Linked DNA regions of Mus musculus: region 1 is linked to region 2. The links are chromatin loops, found by intact Hi-C in ENCODE. Cell type or tissue: heart. All regions are shown on one strand. Links, peaks and the distances in the headings refer to the core of each region. The heading gives the core; the rest is flanking DNA.

What was found. Hi-C counts contacts between places; a loop is a spot of excess contacts. Peaks named below come from ENCODE experiments on the same cell type or tissue, not always from the same donor. Only the 100,000 strongest peaks of a DNase experiment are listed, where the experiment ranks them.
Region 1: it touches region 2 in a loop (4-fold over the local background); 3 of 42 quality-filtered maps call a loop at or near these places.

What each region holds. Positions count from the first base shown.
Region 1 is chr5:148,992,392-149,000,385 of GRCm38, reverse strand. Gm15411 (a long non-coding RNA gene) reads left to right here. Exons shown (of 5, transcript XR_868721.2): 2 at 415-515; 3 at 758-955; 4 at 1,926-4,065. It overlaps 5930430L01Rik (RIKEN cDNA 5930430L01 gene), which reads left to right and starts at 5,171. Exons shown (of 2, transcript NR_102384.1): 1 at 5,171-5,268; 2 at 6,862-7,994. In heart, for the core only: no CTCF peak of the experiment used is centred there; a DNase peak (open chromatin) is centred at 5,115; H3K4me3 peaks cover 1,614 bases; H3K27ac peaks cover 2,578 bases.
Region 2 is chr5:148,924,470-148,932,463 of GRCm38, reverse strand. It overlaps Katnal1 (katanin p60 subunit A-like 1), which reads left to right and starts at 3,817. Exons shown (of 11, transcript NM_153572.2): 1 at 3,817-3,938. It overlaps Gm36446 (a long non-coding RNA gene), which reads right to left and starts at 3,652. Exons shown (of 2, transcript XR_377236.1): 1 at 3,561-3,652; 2 at 2,842-3,331. In heart, for the core only: CTCF peaks have their summits at 3,788 and 3,989; a DNase peak (open chromatin) is centred at 3,623; H3K4me3 peaks cover 2,039 bases; H3K27ac peaks cover 2,019 bases.

The DNA.
Region 1 (7,994 bases), core at 2,030-7,029, 67 kb before region 2:
AGGCTAGCTTAGGCTACATACCAAGATCTTAGCCACCTGTCACCCCTACAGTTTAGTGCCAGTACCTGTCCCCCTTGCCTTCTTGTTCACTGCAGCGGTGGGGGAAGGCATAGATTGGATAGCAGATTGACACTTTCAAGTACATGTATTCAGGGTTACCTAGGACCATTTTGCATCAAGTTTAAAACACAGCCATTTGCTAACAGATCGTTCTGGGCTTGTCAGACTTGTGGTAACTTGTTGACCCAGGCTGGGAGGCCCTTTGGACCAATCCCCTGCCTGTGTTCTAGCCCTCCTGGCATTCTCTCCCCGCAGCTATCCCAGGTGCCCTGCCCCAGTCCCTTCCAGTAGGGTTAAAGGCAAGTGGTGGCCTCTGCACAGACAGAGCCCTGAGGCCTGCTTCCTGTATTCTAGGCTGTAACTGAGATCTGGCAGCTCTCGCTCTGTGCCAATGACTGGCTGCGTAACCGAACTCAGGCCTCACATGAGAGACGCTTGCTCTCACATCGTTCAAGGTAAGATATAGTTCATGTGCTTCAGACTTCTAGACCTTTCCTCTGTGTGGGTCTCTCACCCCTGGACAGGCCTGGGCTACCACTCAGTGATAGAACATGTACCTAGAATGCGCAAAGGCATTGGGGGGTGGGGAGGGGTGGAGTATTAAAACATTTAAAAGCCACCATTTAAAAGGCACCCTGGTGTCCTTTTCCACATTGCCTTCCTTTGCATCTCCTGTCTTCGGTCTTTTATCTTCCAGGGAGAAGCTTGCCCTGATAGTATCTACGGATTGACATCCCGATACCAACACCTTCCATGCTCACACCGCACCCCCGGGTGCCCCTCACTTCCTCTGCATGGCTGGGCGGCCTCTCACAGCTGTGTTCCCTCATTCCACCTGCGAGTGGGGAAAAATCAATATTTTCGAGGAATGAATGGACATGTCTTTCTCTGTCAGGTGAGCCTACTTAAGGAAACAACTCAAGTCAGAAGAAATCTTGGCTACTGAAGCTTAGGATGAGCCAAGCTGGAAACACCTCCAGTCCGTGTTCGAGGCAGCAGAGGGGTCACGTGACCGGCGCACCTCCGCTTCTCCTAGGGCTTCCGTTTTGTTTTGTTTTTTCCCCCCCAAAGCTGTGGGGGTAGAATGACCCTTTCACAGGGGTCACGTAAGATAATCGGAAAACACAGATACTTATGTTACAATTCATAACAGTAGCAAAATTACAGTTATCAAAAAGCAATGAAATAATTTTCTGTGTGTGTGTGTGTGGGGGGGGGATCGCTACAACACGAGGAACGGTATAAAAGCATCACAGCATTAGGAAGGTTGAGAATCCCCCTGGCTTAGAGGTGATAGTCCATTAAGGCAGGAACCCAGAGGCAGAGCCTGAAGCAGAGACCATGATGAATGGTGAACCCAGGGCCACCTGCCTAGCAGTGAGCGGGGGTGGGGGTGGGGTGGGGGTGATATGAGGGTAGAAGCGGGAGACAGATGTGTTGCACAGTAGTAATAGAAGTCTCCCGTATCCGACCTGCCTCTTAGTTTATGAGCGAATCCTGGAGATGGCTCGATGTTAGTAGGGACAGTGCTCCAAGGCCATCCTTATCCTTATCACCAGTCCAACCTCGTCCAGGGAGCCCTGTGGAATGTTTGCGGCTTCCTGTCTTCCCTTTCCCCTTGCGCTTCCTCCGGTCTTCCTCCCTCACATTCCAGCCCAGCTCCCATGCTCACGCTTCTTCCGGATTTTTCAGAACTTTCTACAAAATCTACTAAAAGGTGAGAAAAACATGACCCATGCAGACAGACCAAGACCAGTTCTTCTCAAACCGATGACCCCTCACTGATGGCGGCAGCGGGAACAGGCCATAGCTGTGGCTGACCTTGTACCTTCCCCTTACACACTCCCATGTTTTCTTGCCAGCAGATCTCTCTCTCTCCAGTGGCCAAAAAGCTGAGGAGGGCAGGGATGCACCCACGAAGGCCTCGGGTACCATCAAACCAAAGCTAAAGGACAGGAAGATGGCATTGTGGGCTTTTCATCTCCAAGGACATTGAAGGGGTCATCTTCAAAGAACTTATCGTTCCAAAACAGGCCAAAGACTGTTTGAGATTACCAGAGGCTAGTAATATTATGTGGTAGGATATTGTCGCTATACAACTTGGTGTGTTGACATTTTATGCAGACAAGTGAGCGGCATGGAGAACATTTACACAGCTTCCTGACTGTTGTGTCCACCGGGTCTCCAGAGCCTTTTCGTCTTTCCAGTGAAGTTTCTTACCTGCCAAACACAGGTTTCTCTCCGCGCTTTCCCCTCCCTAAGCCTCCAGGCACCGCGTTCTCCTCTAGACTCCTCATAGAGGGAGAACTGTATAACAACCACAGGGAGTGATAGAGTCCATTTGCTTAGCGCGGTGTCCAGGTTCTTCCATGCTGCGCCAGAATCTTCTTCCTTGTCAAGGTTTGGTTAGCTACACCTTTCGGTTGATGTGCTACAAACAAACAAACCTACAACCAAAAGCAGCTTACGGAAGAAAGAGGTTTTGGTTGTTGTTTTGTGTTGTGTTTGTTTTGTTTGTTGTTGGTTTTCTTGCTTCGGGCTTCTGGTCCCTGAGGAACCAGAGCCCATCATGTTTAGGAGGCATGGAGATCTTGGACCACCAGCAGAGAGTGGGCCAGCCTATAAACTCCGAAACCCCACCCTCGGTGACATGTCCTCTCCAGCAAGCCTGCATGCTTTCTCAAACATCGCCACGGCTGAGGACCAGGTATTCAAATGGCTGAGCCTATTTCACTCAAACCACCACAAGGCCGGATATTTAGCATATTATATTTCCTAGCCTCACCTTGTTTCCTATCCATCCAAGAACGGGCACTTGGGATAACGCAAACGATGCTGCAAAGACCGAGCATACAGATGATCCTTTATGTCTTTTGAGGCTAGGCCCTGCTGTAGTTTGAATATGAGAAGCTCCTTCCAAAGGTCCTGTTTGGCCCAGTCAAAGCAAGGGTTTCTCTCTACACCTTTCAGCAGTAAATATGAACGGTGTTGAGATCACATCAACCACACCTGATCCCCAGGCACTTTGGGCAGGCCAGTGGGATCCTCCGCAGGCGCCTTGCAGGTTGGCTATGGAGGAGCAGGGATAGGATGCTTCCTTGGACTCTATGCTTCCTTGGACTCTCAAGCTTGAGGCACAGTTCACGCTAGAACACACCTGTCATTCTCCTAGTCCTGCTGCCAAGAGCAACCAGACCCTTATAAATGAAGGTGCATGACAGCCTCCTGAGGCTGACTTGAAGGGTCCCTAAGAAACGAGGTCGCACCTGAGCCTTCCAGCAAAGGTTGAATTCTTGTTCTCCCATGTGTTTCAGTTACCTTTCTGTTGCTATGGTAAAAATACCATAAGCAAGGCACCTTAGAGAAGGAAAAACAAAACATATTTGGGCTTCAGATTCAAGAGTCCAATAGAAGGGGGCAGAGCCCCAGGGGCAGGAGCAAGAAGCTGTGCGCTCACATCTGGAGGCACAGCACAAAGCAGACAAAGTGAGCTGCAAACGGCAGCGTGGAGTCTTTAAATCCTCCAAGCCCCTTCAGAGTGACACACTTACCCCATCCAGGCAGTACCTCCTGAACTCCAAAAGCACCATGACAAATCCATGAGCTTGTCGGGGGTGGGGGTGGGGTGGGATAGGGGGGGGAGGGGGCGGCATTCTTGTTCAAACCACCACACCGTGAGTCAGCTGGCACATCCGTGAGTCTTTCGAGCCAGTAGAGCAGGGCCCTTGGCAATGCCAGGAGAACAGAAAGGGGCCTCTCAGACTGCACTAGCTACTTCAGTCTGGGCCAGGCCAGGCCAGGCTGGGCCCTGGAGATCTCTGAAGTAAAACCCCAAGAAGGCAGGCTTGCTCTGTCTGTCTGTCTGTCTGTCTGCCTGTCTGTCTCTGGTTGTTACTCCTGCTATCGAGGCTCCTGCAGTAACAGCTAGCAGGCTGTGGAATGAATTCACCACTGAGAACTTCTTGGCCTGGGCTGGAGAAAGGGTCGCCTCAAAGGAAGAGACAGGTATGGGGACCTCCCTCAGCAGTCCCACCTGGGGAGGGCATCTGTCCTACTCAGTTGTGTGGTTTTTTTTCCCTCTCTGCCCATCTCTTGTAATTGTCAACAAGGAGAAAGCTAAACATTGCAGGGCTCCCTTTGCAGGGACGTTGGACAGTTCTAAGACGCACACAGTAAAGATATCTTGGTGGGGGGAAAGGCCCTCTGGAGGCTAATCTGCATATATTTTCATTCATATGCATGCATATAATGTCTCCTATGAAGCTTCTTCCAGACGCTGAAAATAAAAATTCAACTGTTAATATTTTACAAATTAAAGGCAGGAGGAGCCACAAAAGACCTTTTCATTTGCAGTTTAAATTTAAAACTAACCATAGAGCCTTTTTCTTTTCCCTTCCTTCTTCCCTCTCTTCCTCTCTCTGGGTTTAATCCTAAGAGCTTTAATACATGGAAGCCAAACACTCTTACTATTGTATTAGAACCTTAATACTGGGTGGGGGATAGATTGTAGGGTGGCGTTGGGGGGTGGGGGAGACGAGGACGACGACGACACAGGTTCTCATAGTGTATCCCAGGCTGGCCAGGAACTTGCTATGTAAACTAGGTTGGCTTCAAGATCACAAATTTCTATGTGCCTCTGCTTCCAGGAGTGCTGGGATTAAAAGTATATGCCTCCAAGTTCTATTATTGTACACTTTTTATAAACGTAAAAAGAACCTATTCGAGGCCTTTTCAGGGAGAAAGAAGAGAAAGGCGTGGTAAAAATCGCCTGTTGCACGGTAGTTTTATCTTTTTGCCCCAAAAGAACTAGTACAGTTTGGCAAGGTTGGGCTTTGCCTTTTGCCAAGATGCTTTTTTCTAAAGAGAAAACGAACTCTCACTTTGGAAAACAGCAAGTCCTGTTTGTTTTCTGTTCCTTTAGAAGTCAGCCCCGGAGCGGCTGGCTGGCAGCGGCGAGCACAGCTCTCTGGCGTTGTGTAACCGCCAGGCAATCACGTTGCACCCACCGCTTCCACAGGCTTGTAACTGCAATAATAAGCAGGAGCTTATTCAAAGAGGAGAAACCATCCCAGCCGGCTCCAAGTCACGTGTCCAGGTCACGTGGCCTGCCAGACAGCGAAGGCGGCTGGCAATCATTAACTAATGCTTTCTCCCAGGGAGAAAAATGCTGGCTTTAAGGAGGCCCGGACGTCAGAATTGCAATAGAAGGTATCCGGGGTGGGCGGGTGACTTTATTCTCGCTAAGTGCTTTCTAGAGGAGATGGCGGAGCCGGCAAACAGAGCCCCTCGCCCCCTGCTTTCTCTAGAACTTGCAGCCTTGCGCGGCACCTCCTGCTTTTGCAGCCCTGGGTAGCTAGGGCCACAGCATCAGCAGCCTAGGAGCCAGTGCGCCGCCCCAGCGCTGCTGGGACCTCAGAGAAGTTCTTGGTTAAAACTTAAGCGGAGAGCCAGGTTTCTGTGCCTTAAGAAATTGGTGCCAAGGGTTCCCGGAGACGATGAGAGGGAGGAGGCACGTCAGCCTGTGGGAGCTCTGGCGGAGTTTTCATGACACCTAAGTCTTGTGATTGATGAGACCGACCAGGCAGGCAGGCCTGGCAGGCGGTTTCCTTGCTCAGCCTTTGAATTTAGACATTTCTTTCTCCTTCTCTAGGCTGGGTACTGTTCCTGGGTGCTTCTAAAATCTGTGACGTAGAATTGAGTTTGATGTTAGCGTAGAAGTGAAAATAGCGAGTGGGATGGAAAGTGACCAAGCTTTGTTGGAGGGAGTGGGTACAGCACAGAGAAAGGGACTTAGGGAATAAACAAAGGAAGAAGCCCGCGCTTTTAAAACCTCAAATTTCCACTTTTCACATTGTGCAAACAGACCTTTCCCCAGTCACTGCGTAATGAAGATTCAGTCTTATGCAGATGAATCTCTGTGAGTCTGAGGCCAGCCCTGTTCATACAGCAAATTCCAGGACAGCCAGGGCTACATAGTGAGAGCCAACTCAAAAATAAATAAAAAGATGACCGGAGGTATCCGGTTACCTCTATAGCCCACCAGTTTTAAATCTACTTAGTTTACTCAATGGTTCTCCGATCCCATGAGAATACTTTTGCAACAATGCTCTAATCCCTTTTCCTTTGGGTTTGTACTCAGTAAGGAGACTTAATTATAAAAATTGATTATTCTTGAGTTCTATTTGTTGTTCCATACATGCAGTAAAATGCCATGTTTCTTAAATTCCCCAAAAGTCCGAGATGCATCTTACAAGAATGGGCTTTAATTCAATCTGTTGTCTTAGACTGATTTTAATAAAGTCATCTTAGTATGCTTTCAATTGCTTGGATAAAACACCATGACCAAAACCTACTTGTGAAGAGAGTTTGTTTCAGTTTACAGCTCTGGTCACATTATCACTGAGGGAAGTCATGTCAGGAACCTGAAGACAGGAAGCAGAGGCCATGGAGGGATGTTTCTGACGGCTTGCTCCCATGGCTTGCTCAGCCTGCTTTCTTATATCGCCTGGACCTACCTGCCTAGGAGTGACGCTGCCCACAGTGGGCTGTACCCTTCCACTTCAGTTACTAATCAAGGAAATCCCCTAAAAGGCCTGCTGATAGGCCAGTCTGATGGGGGCATTTTCTCAACTGAGCTTCCCTTATTCCAGATGACCTGAGCTGTGTCAACCTTGATGTAACAACTGGCCAGTGCACCCAAACCACTGTAGGATTCTAAGATAGTATTGAAATATTGTGGCTTTAATTGCTGATACTGGGTGGGCAAAACTGAGGTCATGATTTTATTTTATTTTATTCTAGATAAGAGTCTCATGTGATCCAGGCTGATCTCTCTGTAACTCCCAATGCTCTTCCCTCTATTTCCCAAACTCTGGGTTCATGGGCACGCATCCTTGCATCCTTGTACCTGGCCAATGTCTCATCTTAGCTGCCATTTCCCTATTATTGAGGGAATGAAAGAGGATGAAAGGAAGATTCTAGTGAAAAGAGAATATGCCATGGAAATGTGATCCAATATTTTGTATTCCTTCAGTGAGTTGAAGCATAAAAAAAAAACAAAAACAAAAACAACAACAAAAAAATCTAGAAAGCCAAAGCCTGGCGTGAAGGAAATAGAGGCCAGAGAGGACCAGGAGTCTTCCAGGCCTGGTGGAGAACAGCTTTAATCAAGCACTCACAAGGCAGGGGCATGTAGACCTCTGTGATCTCAAGACTGCTCTGGTCTGTGTAGCTAATTCCAGCTCAGCCAGGGCCACACAGTGAGACCCTGTCTTCAAAACAAAGCAAAACAAAAACCATGACAAAGGAAAACAAAAATCCCCACAAACATCAACAAAAAGAGGATCGGGAATTTAGTCCCAGCTTCAAGTCAGTTTTAGGCTAGCCTGGGCTACCTGAAACCGGGCGTCGACAAAACAAAACAACCCATCTGTTAATGCCTAATAGCAAGCTATCTGTGACAAAGGTAGACGCAGAAGTTTGTCATTCTGAGGAGCGCTGTGTATCCATCCAGGTATGACTGAACTCCACCCACGTGCAGTGTGTGGGTACCTCCTACGTCAGCTTCACATCCCCCAGTGCATCACCGTCTTGTGTACAACAGTTTGCTGTTTCGCTTGGCCTCTGACCTGGACTCCTTAATGAGCCCACAATAAGAACAGCTGCAGTTTTCTTGTTGTGGTCTTTACAGGAGGGTTGAGTGCTGAGACAGAATGCTTAGGTCCCCGGAGTGTGGACAAGTGTCCACACAGTCTGTACCTGACTTCCGTGTCTTCTACTCTGTCACCACTGGTCACAGTAAGAGCCCAAAGCTCACTGACAGAGGCTTCTTTTTGTTGTTGATAACCATCTCCGTGCAGTCCTGGCTGTACTGAAACTCACTCCGTAGACCAGGCTGGCCTCGAACTCACAGAGCTCTGCCTGCCTCTGCCTCC
Region 2 (7,994 bases), core at 1,597-6,596:
AGCCAGGATGCACAAGCCCAGCTTGGTGTGTGAAATTCGATGCACAAGCCCTGCTTGGGCTAAGTGCATGACTCTGCAGCTGAGGTGTCAGGACCAGAGGGGGAAGTCTGAGCATCTGCTAGAGTTCTCTGGAAATGGGATATTTGTGGAGATGTGACCTTTGGAACTGGTAGAGGGGTTGGGGAATAATACAACGGACAGATGGGAAGCTATGATGAGAGCAAGGGTCATAGGTCACCAGAATGGGTGATCAGCAACATCAAACTCTAGAGGCCAAGAAGACCTAGATCCCAAGAGAAACCAACATATGACTGCATTCAAGATGGTATGTCTCCTTTTAAGAGTGATAGGTTAATTAACATTAATTTCCAACCCTGGCTTTTGGGTTGGGTTTGTATAGTGCAAACTATCACTTTAACAGCACAGCACATGGTGGTTTGAATGAGAGTGGTCCCCATCAGGGCTCATATATATATTTGAATGCTTGGTGTCCAGTTGGTGGAACTGTTTGGGAAGGATTAGGAGGTGTGGCCTTATTGGAGGATATGCATCACTGAGGATGGGCTTTGAGGTTAAAGGCCCACAGTGTTCCCAGTTAGCTCGCTTGCTTTCTCCCTCCCCTCCCCCCCATCCCCACTACTGCTCAAGTGCATTGCCTGCTGCCATGCTTCCAGCCACAATGGTCGAGGACTAACCCTCTGAAACTGTAAGCTAGCTCCCAGTTAAATGGTTTTGTTTATAAGTAACCTTGGTCATGGTGTTTCTTCACAGCAATAGAACAGTAACTAAGACACAAAGTAGCCAGTGAAAATAAGAAAAGGTTTCTTGGTTCTTACTCCTTCCAAGTTCCCTTCACCAGCTTTGAGAACTTTGTCTCCTTTGTGAGCTTTGCCCTTCTTGGTGTTCCTGGCTATGCCTCAGTGACTCATGGTCGATGAGACCATCCACCCCAGCCCATGAGCAGCTGTCTGTGTCTTGCTGACACCCATTCTCAAGTTTGTCCTGCTAAGTTGATTATCTGGGATCCTGGCCCTGAAAACCAAAGCAGCTAGGCATCAGAACCTTGTCTAGAGTCCTTTTCATGGCTGCAGATTGCACTACAGGCCTGGCCAGCTGCCTTGCAGAGCCCAGGGATGATCACAAGGGAAACTATAGGAGGGATGGGTGGATCAGGTGACCCTCATTCCTGCTACAAAAACATGAGTTCAGCTGGGAGCAGATTCCTATCATTTTTTCGAGGAATGGTGTGAAAATACCGGGGCCGGGGGAGACTGAGAGATGGGAAATACTGTAGAAAGAGAGGAAGAGAATGGGAGAGACCGCCTGTAGAATGTTGGGCAGGAGCAAGCTGTGGCTTCTGCTGGAGGAATGGGAGTTGGTGGAGGGGCAAAGGCGGGTGTGAGCCTACTCCAGACTTTCAGACCTTCAGAAAAAGGTGTGCTTTGCAAACAAGCAAAGAAAAGGGTGTGGAATTCAGAGGGGGGCGGGGCGGGGGAAGAAGCAGAGTTGCAGGTAAGATATGAGGAAGTCTTGAGTGCTCAGAAAAAGGACTCTGAGCTAGAAGTGACCCTGAGGCTGTGTCCCCCATGGACAGTACAGGCTTAGAGAGGACTAGGCCTCCCCACAGAGGTGAGCAGAAGGCTCGAACCAATTGGAAGGAGATCTCTGTGATGGGGAGACTCTGACAATGAAATAGCTTGCTTTTTCAACTTTTTTTTCTCTGCCCCACCTTTTGAGACAGTCTCACCTTGTAGCCCAGGTTGACCCCCAATTAGAGGTAAGTGTCCCGCCTTACTGAACCTCCCAGGTTCTGAGATTACAGGTGTGAGCCACTACCCCTGCCCCATCATGATTTATCTGTTCTTTTCTTCCTTGGTCTCTCGCACATCCCAAGCTGGCCTTTAATTCTTTAGGTAGCTGAGGTTGGTTCTGAACATTTAATCCTTGTGCTTTCATTCTCCTGAATGCTGGGTTGCAGAGCTGTGCAGCCAATCTACCTGGGTGTACCCTGTATGTGGTATAGGGGATCAAACCCATGGCTTTATGCATGCCAGGTAAGCGCTCTAACAAATAAGTTACACAGTCCTAATTTAGTTCTTTTGTTTCTTTTGTTTTGTTTTCAAAACAGGGTTTCTTTGTATAACAAGAACTGGCTGTCTTGGGACTCAATTTGTAGACCAGTCTGGCTGCTGCCTCCCAACTGCCAGGAATAAAGGCACTGACACAGTGCCCACCTTCCCTAATTTAATTTCCTAAGGCATCACACTACTTTTGAAGTATATTTACACACAACAAAATGTACAAATCATAACTGTTCTATTCCATGAGTTCTGACAGCTACAGACACTTCCCTGACCTAAACCTTTAGCGAAATATAGCACTTTTTTTTTTTTTCCCCTGAGACAGGGTTTCTCTGTGTAGCCCTGGCTGTCCTGGAACTCACTCTGTAGACCAGGCTGGCCTCGAACTCAGAAATCCGCCTGCCTCTGCCTCCCAAGTGCTGGGATGAAAGGTGTGAGCCACCCCTGTCCGGCGATATAGCACTTTTTAATCGGTACAGGACAATTTCCCCATCGGCCAATCCACCTTCAACTGCTAGTCAAATATTTTGACCTTTTTTTTTTTTTTTTTTTTTTTTTTTTTTTGGTTTTTCGAGACAGGGTTTCTCTGTATAGCCCTGGCTGTCCTGGAACTCACTTTGTAGACCAGGCTGGCCTCGAACTCAGAGATCCACCTGCCTCTGCCTCCCGAGTGCTGGGATTAAAGGCATGCGCCACCACGCCCGGCTTATATTTTGACTTTTATCACGATTGGATTAACTAGTATCTGAAAGCTACCGTGTGAGGTGCCAGACTTTTATTCTGTTTTATCATAAAAGTTTCTCTCAGGAACAGAGATAGTTCCATTTTGCAGACTAAAACGTTCAGAGCAGGTAGGTAAGGTGCCTCGGGTCATCGGCTACCAACCAGTTAGCCAAGGAGCTGTGTTAGAAGGCCAGGTTGTTAATCCAGGCCCATAGTACACTGAAGAGTGCACAAACCTCTGCATAAGACCCATTATAGCTTCGAATTCAATAGGTGGGGAGCAGTGCCATTTACGAGTTCCAGAGTCCAGAATCCTCCTGTAGGCTGTGTGCACACGCTATCTAAGCAATGGCTCGTTCTCACTCCACTCCCTGGAGGATGGCGGGAGGGGGCTGCGAGCAGCCTCCAATCCACAGAGCTGGCTCAGCAAGGTCGCCTCCTTAGAAGCCGCTCTCTGTCGCTGCACACGTCCCGCCCCGATGCCGGCCGGTGCAGCACGCCCCACCTAGGGTCTCGGGTTCCTCATCCTGTGGGGTGAGGGCTCCGTGTTCGCCACACTCGCCTCTGAGCATCCTTCCCTACTGCCCCCTTTCCCAACGCTGACTCAGCCCCACGCCCTCTCCGCAGCACTGCCGCAGCTGCCATGGCAACCGTGAGCCACCGCCTCTTCGCGCCGGCCGCGAACTAACGGACTCCGGGCGGGCGGCGGCTAACGGCGCCCCGCCTCGCCCCTCCCCGTTCCTTGACAGCCCTGACCTGCAGGATCTAAGTGGTGAGCCCGAGGGGCCGGGCTTGACAGGGAGAGCCGGGTTGCGGAGCCCAGGCGGGCAGCCCCAGTCCGCAAGACCTCGGCCGCCGGCAACAGGCCGCTCCCCCGGAGGAGAAGCGGGAGAGCCACGCAGAATGTAGCACCAGTCGCAGGGTATCATGGGTCTTGTAGTTCGGTGGCTCATCAGGCTCGCCGCCTTGGCTGGGTGATTCGGGCCGAGAACTACAAAGCCCAGCGGTCCGGAGCGCGGCGACAGACTGATAAATTGGGAGCTACTCAGATGGTGTTAAAGTGACTCTTTGTCTGCAGGGGGCTCCGGGGTGGTCGCTGGATTGGGCGCTGTGCGTCGGGCGGGGGTAGCGCAGGTGAGCCTCATTGCTGCGCTCCAGCCCCGCAGCCTCTGCACTCGCGGCCCCGCTCCATCGCCACCGCGCGGGGCCTGGGCCTCCTAGGGTGCTGCCTCTTGGTGCAGAACCGTATGTATGGCGCAAGGTCGATGCGAGACCCGACAAAGCCTTCACTAAAAGGCCTTTGCCTTTCCCTGTGAATCTCTAGGTATTTCTGCTTATTTTTCAAGTACCTCAGAGCTTTTGGCATATAAAATCCATTCATTAGCGTGTGTTCAGAGGACAGTAATATTTAAAAGGACAAGTGTGAAAGCTGATGAAGGATATTACTGTTATTTGGTGATGTCTGAATACATATACATATATATATGTTGCATGTTAGCTATTGAGGTTGAATGTCATGGAGTAATTAATGCCCCCTTCCGGCTCCACTCTTCACTTACTACCTAAATGTTGCCCACACATATTTTGGTTCTTTGAAGACTAGTTAAACTTTCAATGGCTAGTTAATTTTTGCCTTTTTCTGGAGAGTGTCTTTAGCATTTGTTTCTTTTTTCCCCAAGCACTTCCTAGAACGCACACACGAAGCTGATGGGTCTGGAGTATTTTGGGGAGGTCATAAATAACGAACTTGGTTTTATTGACTGATGAGATTTCTTAGTGGGTTTTGATGTGCTGCGATCTCACACACTTGTCTATTTCATTAAGCTTTGTTTGGTCTTTCACTCCCTTGGAAGTTTCTGTTGCTAGCTCTCCTTCATTTCTGACTTTCTCCTCTAGCCAACTTTACTAGAAATGTATTTTATTGAACTTTCTGAACAATCTCCTTTTGACTACACTGAAGTGTTCTGTATTCTGTTTCTATTTTTTAAAAATACCTGATTGATTTATGCACATTTTTCTTTGTTTTAGAGACCAGGCTTCACTGTGTAGTTTTGGCTAGCTAGAACTCACTGTGTAAACCAGGCTGTCCTGGAGCTCACCTGTCTGTCTCAGGATGCTGATATTAAGCATGGCTCAGGATGATTTCCTCTTTTTATTATGTGTAGTGAGAATTTTGGTGTTTTTTTTAAACATGGAATTTACATAGAAATATAAAAATTGTTTTTGTTTTAATCCCAGGTTTGGGATATTGGGCTGCTTCAGATTGTCCACAGCGGTTGACTGCGATTTGCCTCATGCTGTACAAGGGATGTGATTTTTGCCAACAGCCAGATAGTTTCCGTGACTGTGTGATGTTTGGAATTCTGGGGACTTTTCAGAGGGCATATAAATGCTAAGACTCCAAGAGGTGGGGTTGGTTCTTGATCACCACTTGTTAAGTAATTGTTCCTACGTAAAGAAGAAACAACAACAAGAAATTAGATATCCTGATGGCAAAGATGGAACTTGCCCCAAGAAACTTGACACCCCTAATCAGTAGGAAGTAGTCCTGGTGAGGCCCTTCGACCCCAGCCACTGGCTTGCTTACTCTGTACCACACGTATGAGGTTTGGTAGCCTGAAGCCAGCAGACTGTACGAGCATACCTTGCTTCTCAACTATAGTTCTCTGTACCTCTAGATGGTTTTATAATTTCAGGAATGTCTTTATATTTCATAAAGAAAACTCCCAGAGATGGAAGAGCTGACCAATCACGCAGACCCAAACTCAACCATCCACTTTTCGTGCTTCTCCAGGTCTGCTGCTGAGACAGACTTGGCGATTTTCTTAAGAGCCAACTCCAAGTCCCCTCAGGTGACAGGCATCTGTCCTTGGAGTTCCTCCTTGGACAGGGCCTGGATCTCTTCTGGTCTTAATCCATTGATGTGATGTCTCATTCTGTATCTCTGGAGTCACAGGCAGAGACGTCAGCAGCCATTCCTGCACCTCTTCTCACCACTTCCATTACTACAGAGTTACCACAGACATTCTATCACAAAGTTACCACAGACATTGGGAGGACTGGGTTCTGTGTGATTTCGAGATGCCACTTAGAATTCTCTCCTTCAGTTACATCCTGACGTTTCAGAAGAGGTTCAAAACCTATGCAGGAGCTGGAGAGAGAGTTCAGTTGGAATAGTGCTGGGTATGGAAGCCTGAAGACCAGGGGTTCAATTCCCATTTCTCCCCCCACCCTCCCAAATGCTGGGTATACTGGCATATGCTTGTCATCCTAGCTCTGGGGAGGTGAAAACAGAAATCCCTTGGGGGCCTGGTGGTCAGCTAGCCTAGCCTACTTGGCAAGCATAAGGACATTGAGAGACCTTGTCTCCAAAACCAGGGTGAGGTCAAGGATGGTGGTACACACATTTAGTCCAGTATCCAGAAGGTAGAAGCAGGGCGACTTCTATGAGTTTTGCAAATGTGTGACACTTGGAATTCTGGATAATCTTCAGAGGCTGTGGTGGTTTGAATAAACTTGTCCCACGGGAAAAGGCACTGTTAGGAGGTGTGGCCTTGTTGGAGTGGGAGTGGCCTTGTTAGAGGAAGCCTGTCACTGTGTAGGCAGGCATCAAGGTCCTATGTTTAGGCTCCACCCAGAGCAGAAGAGCCCTTCTTCCTAGTTGCCCATGAAACAGTCTCTGGTTGCCTTCAGAACAAGATGTAGAACTCTCAGTTCCTCCTGCACCATGCCAGCCTGGACACTGCCATGCTTCCCATCATGATGACAATGGACTGAACCTCTGAACCTGTAAGCCTGCCCCAATGAAATGTTGTCCTTATAAGAGTTGCCATGGTCATGGTGTCTCTTCACAGCAACGACACCATAACTATGACAGAGGGCATATAAATGCCAGGGCCCTGAGAGGCAGGGTTGTTGTTGCTTGTTAGTTGGTTGCAGTATGTTAAGTAGTCGTGAGAAAGGAAGGAACAAGATGACCATAGATGTCCTGATGTCGAAGATCAAACTTGCCTCAAGGAACTCAACGCCCCTCATCACCAGGAAGTAGTCTAATGATAGCATTGCCCCCTTCCCCCCTCTATTCTTTTTTCTTACCTATCCAGTGTTAGGGTGGTAAAAGGATAGAAGAAAGGGCGTGGAGAAGGGTGGAAGAAAGAAAAACCTACAAAATAGCCAAAGTCTGGCTACAATTATGTTTTTCCTTTCTGCCTCTTTGGGGTATAATCCCTCCGGCCCTCAAACGGGAGGTTCAAGCAGGCACCCACAAACTGCGACCCAGCAGGCTATTCCTGAATGACCCATGGCCAAGGGATGATCTGCTTTCTTCTAATAGTTGAAGAAAAAAGGTATTTGATAACTGATAAAAACGAAAGGAGATTCTGACTTTGGTGACTGCACATGAGTTGTGTTGGGATGCAGCCACGCCCAGTTGTCTATGTACTTGCTTGTAGCTGCCTTTCTCTGGACTGGTAGGTGTGTCAAGAGATGGAGTGACATTTGCACAGGCTTTACGAAGTGCTTGATAACACTGTCACCCGAGTCTCAGTGCCATACATGACACCTACATTATTACTGTTATCAGTGCATACTCATGTCAAAACAAGAAAAGGTGGAGAAATGCATTAGGAATTTTAACTAGGGCGCAGAGTGAGTCAGAGGATGAAGGCAGTGTGCTCACGCAGTACACAGGTCTGTGCTGAAGAGCCCGTACACACCTCTGTCAGCAGAGGAAGCACCCAACATCACATACCCAAGGTGGATAAGAAAGCAAATGCCAGAAGAACTGGACAGACTTCAGCGGGCCATCGTCCTGGAGGAGATTCTGTTCACAGAACTAAAAGATGGAAATGCGGTCAGTTTCCGAATGGCTCGTTTCTTAGCCAAGCAAGGAAATGATTGACCAGCGGGAAGCTGGATTGCAGCAGGCGCAGAATTGTGTCTGGAGAAAATAAATTTGTTTAAAATTATTAGCCTTTTGGCACGAACAGTGGCTCAAAGCGTTGAGGGCACCATTAATCAATTAAAAACCAAAGCAAATGATTTTGAGTGGTTTTCCTTGGCTCTCGAGATGGCAGCTGTTAGCAATACTGTTCAGTTGTTTACTTGAGAAGTCAATGCTGAGACTGAAGTTACTGAAAAAGAGAGTTTTAACAAACAGTTGTGTGCTGAGGGTAGCGAGGACACATGCAC